3 separate regions of the Homo sapiens genome follow, and regions 1 and 2 are each linked to region 3. The links are chromatin loops, found by intact Hi-C in ENCODE. Cell type or tissue: PC-9. All regions are shown on one strand. Region 1 overlaps SETMAR (SET and mariner transposase domain methyltransferase). Region 2 has its middle 21 kb from the start of CRBN. Region 3 overlaps ITPR1 (inositol 1,4,5-trisphosphate receptor type 1).

Region 1 (2,500 bases), 320 kb before region 3:
TGTACTGCTTTCCTGCCTTTTGACAGTTCTCTGTACTGCCCCGTAGAAAAGTCGAACATCAGTTGTGGAAATGAGAAGGAACCCAGCATGTGTGGCTCAGCCCCTTCTGTGTTCCCCTCCTGCAAGCGATTGACCCTTGAGGTGAGTCTGTTCAGTGATAAGCAGCTTGCCCCTCCCTATAGTGGAAGACAGTGGTTGGCTAGCTTTACCTCTGCCTAGTTACATAAGTTTAACTCAGGAATGTGGCAGAGACTGCAAGTTGTCCATCAGTATCCTTTCCCCTTTCTGTAATAGAATTCTCCATTTAACAAAAGTACATGACTACCCAGAATACTCACTTTCCTAGTTAGATTTGTCTTAGTGACTGTTCTAGTTAATAGGATATAAGCAAAAATGACAAGTCCTTAAATGGAGATATCCTGCCCTTCACCTCCTCTTTCTTCCTGCTGGCTGGAATGTATACATGATGACTGGAACTGGAGCAGTCATCCTAGACCCCAGGATGACCCTGGGAAAGGAAGCCATTGCATAGAAAAATCAACAAGGTTAAAAGGAGTCTAGGTGTCTGGTACTGTAGAACATCCTGTCAGTCGTGATCTGACACCTTTGTACTTTCAGGTGAGAAATAGTCTCTCCCTTGCTTAAGTCACTGTTATTGTAAGTTTTCTAGCACTAACATCGAACCTAATAATGATCCAAGAAACCCTTGTGGCTGCATACCTAAACCCTGCTTGCCAACCAATTTTAACAGTAATAAAGCTGACTTTTTGATTTCTGTCTGACTCCTGCGTCCTACTTAATTGTTTCTAAGCATGGATCAAGGAAAAAGGCATTATTAACTATCACCTGCTAAAACCCTAATAAGTACTACCAGTAGTGAAAAATATAACTATGAAAATGACTTACATGTTGTAACCAAAAGTCAGAAAAAGAGACACATTGTAAATTTTTCATTTTCATTATATACTTGGCTGTACTCCAAATCTTGTGAAGTTATGCTTCAAAACTTCAAACAGCCTCACTTCATGTATAAATAACAGAAAAATAACCCTGTCCACACCACAGAAGGAGACGGGAGTTTTATGATCCCGTTTAAACTTCTAGAGCAGCAAACATCTCTAACTACCTTCCTTAAAGCAGGGATGTTGCAAAAATACAGTTACTGTGGAGGTTTATCAGACATTTTGAAAGCTAAAATAATTACTAGAGCCCCTATGATATTATTAAGTAATTTAATTTCTTCTCTAGTACATTTAAACCCTACCACTAGGAGGCCCTGCACTTTCAACATTATAGGAATCCATGTTATATATAACACTATTCCTCTGTAATATAAGTACATTGTACACTTTAAATGAGTGAAATATACAGCGTGTGAATTATATCTCAATAAAGCTAGGTCGTTTTTAAGTATCTTAGGGTTTATAATGTTCATATAACATTACATGGAATGGTTCCCTGTGAACAAATGGTACTAGAGTACACATAAAATGCCCCAAATTACAAATACATAGTATCAAAAATTTTCCTCCAAATTAATCATTTCTCCATGCCAACTGTCCTCTATTACTTCAATGCCTCTGAAGCAGTCCTGCTTTTAATAAGGCAGCTTGTATCCCTCACTCCAAAATGTGCTTTTTCTTGCTCACAAGCTCACCTAATAACTGAGCTGCTTCAGACGCAATATGGAAGTGGTTAGAAGGAAAATGATTGGCTCACCATTTGATTCTGCAGATACCCTTTTCTATGTCCTTTTGCCTTTCTATATTGAACAGCAGAGATATTCCCAGAGGACAATCTTCCATTCAGAGACAAGGACACAAACAGCCCCCTCCAACTCAGTGCCTCTGCCAGAGACAACTGACTGAATATGGACCCCTGGAAATTTTTTGTCCTCAGGCACTAGTTTATTATATAGCACTTAATCCTAGAAACCAGATTCCTAAGGTAAGAGTCAAAGAGTCTTTATTCCAAGTCTTTTCTAAGCAGCAAGTTAACTGCATTTGTTTGCTTCATTGCCATATTTTTGAGAATGTTGACACTTCTTTTGAGAGAAAACATTTAAAAATATACTTCCACTTGACTATTATCCCATGATAAAATAACATTTTTATAAATTATAAGATTCAAATTTTAAAAGATGGGGCTGGGTGCAGTGGCTCACACCTGTAATCCCAGCACTTTGGGAGGCTGAGGCAGGCAGAACACTTGAGCTTGGGAGTTTGAGACCACCCTGGCCAACATGGTGAAACCCCATCTCTACTAAAAATACAAAAATTAGTTAGATGTGGTGGCACATGTCTGTAGTCCCAGCTACTCAGGAGGCTGAGGTACGAGAATCACTTGAGCCCAGGAGGCAGAGGTTGCAGTGAGCCAAGACTGTACCACTGCACTCCAGCTTGGGTGACAGAGCGAGACTCTGTCTCAAAAAAAAAAAAAAAAAAAAAAGTAACAGTTTTTGCATTGTTGGAATTTGGTATTTGATATTGGAATACATTCT
Region 2 (2,500 bases), 1.4 Mb before region 3:
GAAAGGCACCAGTTTACTGCTAATAGACCTCAGCCTTCTAAAGAGGGCTTTTCAATACTAACAACGTATCACTGAGTAATGGAAGCAGTCTCCTACCAGTTTTACTTTCAGCAGCATGGCCAGAAACACTGCAGCTTTGGAAAGTACCAGAGATACATACCTAAACCAGTGTCACTGAATTCCTTGAAAAAATGTCATTTCACTTTGGTTAGAGGAATTTCTCTATTTTATCTATTTTAATTTTTTCTTTCCATAGTTTTTTGTGGAATAGGTGGTATTTGGCTTCATGAGTAAGTTCTTTAGTGGTGATTTGTGAGATTTTGGTGCACCCATCACCTGAGCAGTATACACTGAACCCAATTTGTAGTCTTTTATCCCTCATTCTCTTCCCACCCTCTCCTCCCGAGTCTCCAAAGTCCATTGTGTCATCCTCATGCCCTTTGCATCCTCATAGCTTAGCTACCCCTTTGAGCGAGAACATACAATGTTTGGTTTTCCATTCCTGAGTGACTTCACGTAGAATAATCGTCTCCAATCCCATCTAGCTTGCTGCGAATGCCATTAATTCATTCCTTCTTATGGCTAAGTGGTATTCCATCGTATATATACCACAGTTTCTTTATCCACCTGATTAGGTTTCTTTAATTTATATGTAGTCCTATAAGTGCTTATTTTTATTTAAGAGCTTATTTTATTTATTATTTTTAATCAATTAAGTCCATTTGACCAATATTTGTCGAGTGTCTACTGTGTGCCAGGGAAAATGCTAAGCATTGGGGATGCAACGCTGAAAAATGCAAAGGCAATCCCTAATCTTGTCGAACTCACTGCATTCTACCTGCAAAACTGGGGGCTGGGGGGAACAAAGTAATAGGAAGTTGTAACAAATAATCTGAAGTAAATGATGAATGGCTGGAGTAGAGAAGGATGAGGGACACCTCCTTTAGTTCGAGTGGAAAACAAAAGCTTTCACAGTTGTAATCCCATAGACCCTTCTAAATTCTCAAGCCTGTGTTTATGCATAAAATTCCAGTGAGTGTTTTTTTGTATTGATTACATTTTAAATGCCCTTCATTTCATAATAAATATTTTACAACAAGCATCCAGCTCATTAATGCATTGCAGTATGGTCAATATACGCAACATCAGAATTCATATATTATTTAATGACTGAAGCTAATGAGAAATCATGATATTGGTGTTTTTTAGACTTGTTCATTTTTCAAAGTGAGCTTTAAGCCAGGTGCACAAATACCCATTAGCCACAAGATGGCGGGGTTGGTATTTAACAGAGAGTGGCCGGAGAGGAAATACTGGACTTGGACTTGAGAGAATGGCTCACATGCAGAAACAGACGCACACATTCTCTATCTCTGCACTTAAATGAAGAAGAAAATGAAAGCAGATAAGAAAAGAAAGGCATTTAAATAAATGCCCAAGTAAGATTTCAAAGATTGAAAAACGTTCCCAAACTAACTGATGTTACCTGGGTTTGTGACCTCACTAGAAGGTCTGACTATATGATGCCAGTGCTTGGAATTCACCAATTCCTAAAACATATTTGCCGCCCGCACAACCTTTTTTTCACCTCTCACCAAGACAACAAAAAAGTGAAGTTAAATTTTAAACATTAAAAAATAAGGGAAATACCTTGAGCTTGGGTTATTTTAAGAGCCCCACATTCTTTTGGCACATAATTTTTCATGTGTCTGACCTTGGGGACAAGCTTCTACATCCTCTCCTGCCCCTTCATTGGCTCCCCAGCCTCCTTCTGGCCCTGCCCACAACTATGCTTCTAAACTCTTTCCTGTTCAAATCATATTAATTTTCATCCTCCCAGTTAAAGGAAACAAAATCACTGCTCTTCATTCTTTTAGTTCTCTTCGCTAATGTGAATCCTTTTCTTCTTTCCATTTCTGTAAATAAATTGCAAGAACTCCTTGGGGCCGGGCATGATGGCTCAGGCCTGTAATCCCAGATACTTGGGAGGCTGAGGCATGAGAATCACTTGAACCTGGGAGGCAGAGGTTGCAGTGAGCTGAGTTTGTGCCACTGCACTCCAGCCTGGGGGACAGAGCAAGACTCCGTCTCCTCTCATAAAACAGCACAGGCAACCCTGCCTCACTCCTCACCCATTCCCATCCCAGCAACTGGCTTCATCACCCCTATCTACCCTTGGTGATCTTACTTTCTAAAATTCTTCTCTTGGCCCTCAGGGGATTTCCTTCCTATGGTACTACAAAGACTTCACAGGGCTGCTCTTGCTCTGGTCACACCTCAGATAAATTTCAGTTTCATTCTGCCCTGGCATTAGAACGAATAGCCTCATTCTCACATTTTGCTAACTGATTCTCCTCACAGTGTGGAGCTATAATGAAAATAAGAGCAGGGCAGATTTACTCTGTTTTAGTCAGGATTCTTGGTTTTCGGTGAAAACAGCTCATGCTTTTTTATTTGGCATGTTGGAGTCTAGCTGACTAGCATAAAATCAGGAATCTGC
Region 3 (2,500 bases):
GGTGGGTCTGGAGGGGCAGCTCTACTTCCCTACTGTCACTGCTTGGGAATGTGGGCTGAGAGCTGCTGCCACGTCTTCCACTTTTTAAGAGAAGATAAAAATCCATGCTTTTAGTGTAGTATCTCAATTTTAAAAAGATGTTGGGAACTAATTCAATTAAGGCTTGAAATATACACTCAACACCAAAAGAAATGGCTCAGGCTGGATGTGGTTCTTCAGCCCCATTTGCAACCTGTGCTCTATATGTTATGTTTCATCAGCAAGTCCTTTCGACACTCCTTCCTATGAATGAACTGTGAAGAAAACAGCATGGTTGAAAAAAGTTCAATCATAAGGTGATCAAAAATGGTCAACTCCTTATTAAAAAGAAAAAAGAGAAAAACAGAAATCTCTCTCATGCTGTTTATGTTTTTAAAAAATAAAAAAGGAAGCCAGTTCTTTTCCCTGATTTAAGATTACTGATGTGACTTTCAGGTCTTTTTTTTTTTTTTTTTTTTTTTTTTTTGAGATGGGGTCTTGCTCTATTGCCAGGCTGGAGTGTAGTGGCACGATCTCAGCTCACTGCAACCTCCACCTCCCGGGTTCAAGCGATTTCCCTGCCTTAGCGTCCTGAGTAGCTGGGACTTCAGGGGTGCGTCACCACGCCCGGCTAATTGTTTGTATTTAGTAGAGACGAGGTTTCACCATTTTGGCCAGGATGGTCTCGATCTCCTGAACTCATGATCCACCTGCCTTGGCCTGCCAAAGTGCTGACATTACAGGCATGAGCCACTGGGCCCGGCCTCAGGTCTTGAATGTTGACTTTGTGCTTCACTTTCTGCAGTTCCTACTTTCCTACTTAGCTGGAACTTTTCCCCCTAGTGTCTTAAAGTTATCTACATATTTCATTCAATTTACATTCCCACCAGCCAATACGATGTTGTATTTTGGACAGCCACTTTGCCTTTGGAACTGATGGCCAGTCTCCAGTGGGTTTTCATTTTTATTTTTCTCAACTACTATGCAGCACCCCAATCAGAAGTCAGACTATTTTAAATTAATGCCATTTAAGGAATTAGTTGTCTAGACCACTTGACTTCCTTTTGACTAGGATGAGCAACATCAACAGCACTTTGAAGGAGAGTGACATCTAGTGGCTGGATACTGTCTATGCTTTTTCCTTCTGCAGGAATAACTGGATTTTGACTCTCTTGGTCATGTTTTCCTAAGGGTCTCTTGACAAAATGAGCTTCTTCCCATCCGCAAATCACATAAATTTCTTCTAAAGGCCATTACTACTGTTTTCTGACAGCAGCATAGCTGTTACCTTGAAACAAGCACCTACATTGTTTTGTTCTGAGAAATGATTACTTAAGTCACAGCTTTGACCAGCTAGGAAGAGCTAGAGGAGTGACAGGTCCTTATTGTCTGGGTACTACATTGCTTGTTTTTAGAAGCCTTGCTTCAATATCGCATTACATGATTCAGAGCTTGTTGACTTTAACAAAATAACCTTTCCTTACTGTTTCAGTCACCTTTCTATTGTCATTCGATAATAGTTTCTCTGTTGCTGAAATAAAATAACAGGTGGCTATGATGGGGCAGACCTTGATGTTGCTTAGGGAACATGGTGAATAATAGTGGTGGAACCATTTCATAGAGTGTTTTTTTTCCCCTTAGAAATTAAAAACAGCCCGCAACCCATTATTCAAGGGAAAAGAGTAATAGATATTTAAATTATCAGGATTTTAAAGTAATGAAAAGGTAACACATTTAAGATGCCTTTTTCTTTTTTTTTTGAGACAGTCTCACCACTCTATCACCCACGCTGGTGTGCAGTGACATGTTCCCGGCTCACTGCAGCCTCAGCCTCCTGAGCTTAAGTGATCCTCCCACCTCCCTGCCCAGTAGCTGGGACCACAGGCACACACCACCATGCCTGGCTAATTTTTGTATTTTTTGAAGAGTTGGGGTTTTGCCACATTGCCCAGGCTGGTCTTGAACTCCTGAGCTGAAGCAATCCACCCACCTCGGCCTCCCAAAGTGCCAGGATTACAGACATGAGCCATGGCATGACTTTAAAAAATTCAGAGTACCTGACACAGAGACATGATGAAGGTGTTTTTGAAGAAACTACACACTTGTATTTTAGGAGGAGTATTCCAAAATCTGTGAGTAGGAAAAGCAAAAAAATATTAATTGATGTGATTCGTAAATTGTGTTCCTCAAAGATAACCTTGGGTTTTATTTTGATGTTTTCCCTACTCTCCTACCCCCTATTCTGTTCCTGTGTCTCCACATTTTAAAGTATCAACAGGAGTGTGCTATTCACTTCCCTTTCTTGTTGCCCAGGCTGGAGTACAGTGGTGCGATCTTGGCTCACTGCAACCTCCACCTCCTGGGTTCAAGTGATTCTCCTGCCTCAGCTTCCTGAGTAGCTGGGATTACAGGCATGCACCACCACACCTGGCTAATTTTTGGGGGTATTTTTAGTAGAAACGGGGTTTGGCCATGTTGGCCA

Evidence for each region. A loop is a pair of places that touch in the nucleus more often than their neighbours do. Peaks named below come from ENCODE experiments on the same cell type or tissue, not always from the same donor. Only the 100,000 strongest peaks of a DNase experiment are listed, where the experiment ranks them.
Region 1: a loop joins it to region 3, with 17 times the contacts of the local background. A loop is called at or near these places in 5 of 110 quality-filtered maps.
Region 2: a loop joins it to region 3, with 18 times the contacts of the local background. A loop is called at or near these places in 6 of 110 quality-filtered maps.

The regions. Positions count from the first base shown.
Region 1 is chr3:4,313,621-4,316,120 of GRCh38, forward strand. It overlaps SETMAR (SET and mariner transposase domain methyltransferase), which reads left to right. Exons shown (of 3, transcript NM_006515.4): 2 at 1-141. It also overlaps a transcript of SUMF1 not described here. Among named protein-coding and RNA genes, the nearest start is that of SETMAR, 12 kb to the left of the region's middle. In PC-9, a CTCF peak has its summit at 1,252 (motif pointing right); no DNase peak of the experiment used is centred here.
Region 2 is chr3:3,199,553-3,202,052 of GRCh38, forward strand. No RefSeq gene overlaps it. Among named protein-coding and RNA genes, the nearest start is that of CRBN, 21 kb to the left of the region's middle. RefSeq lists an enhancer at 2,200-2,379. In PC-9, a CTCF peak has its summit at 1,248 (motif pointing right); no DNase peak of the experiment used is centred here.
Region 3 is chr3:4,632,453-4,634,952 of GRCh38, forward strand. The region is part of intron 5 of ITPR1 (inositol 1,4,5-trisphosphate receptor type 1); the gene reads left to right. Among named protein-coding and RNA genes, the nearest start is that of EGOT, 120 kb to the right of the region's middle. In PC-9, a CTCF peak has its summit at 1,105 (motif pointing left); a DNase peak (open chromatin) is centred at 1,109.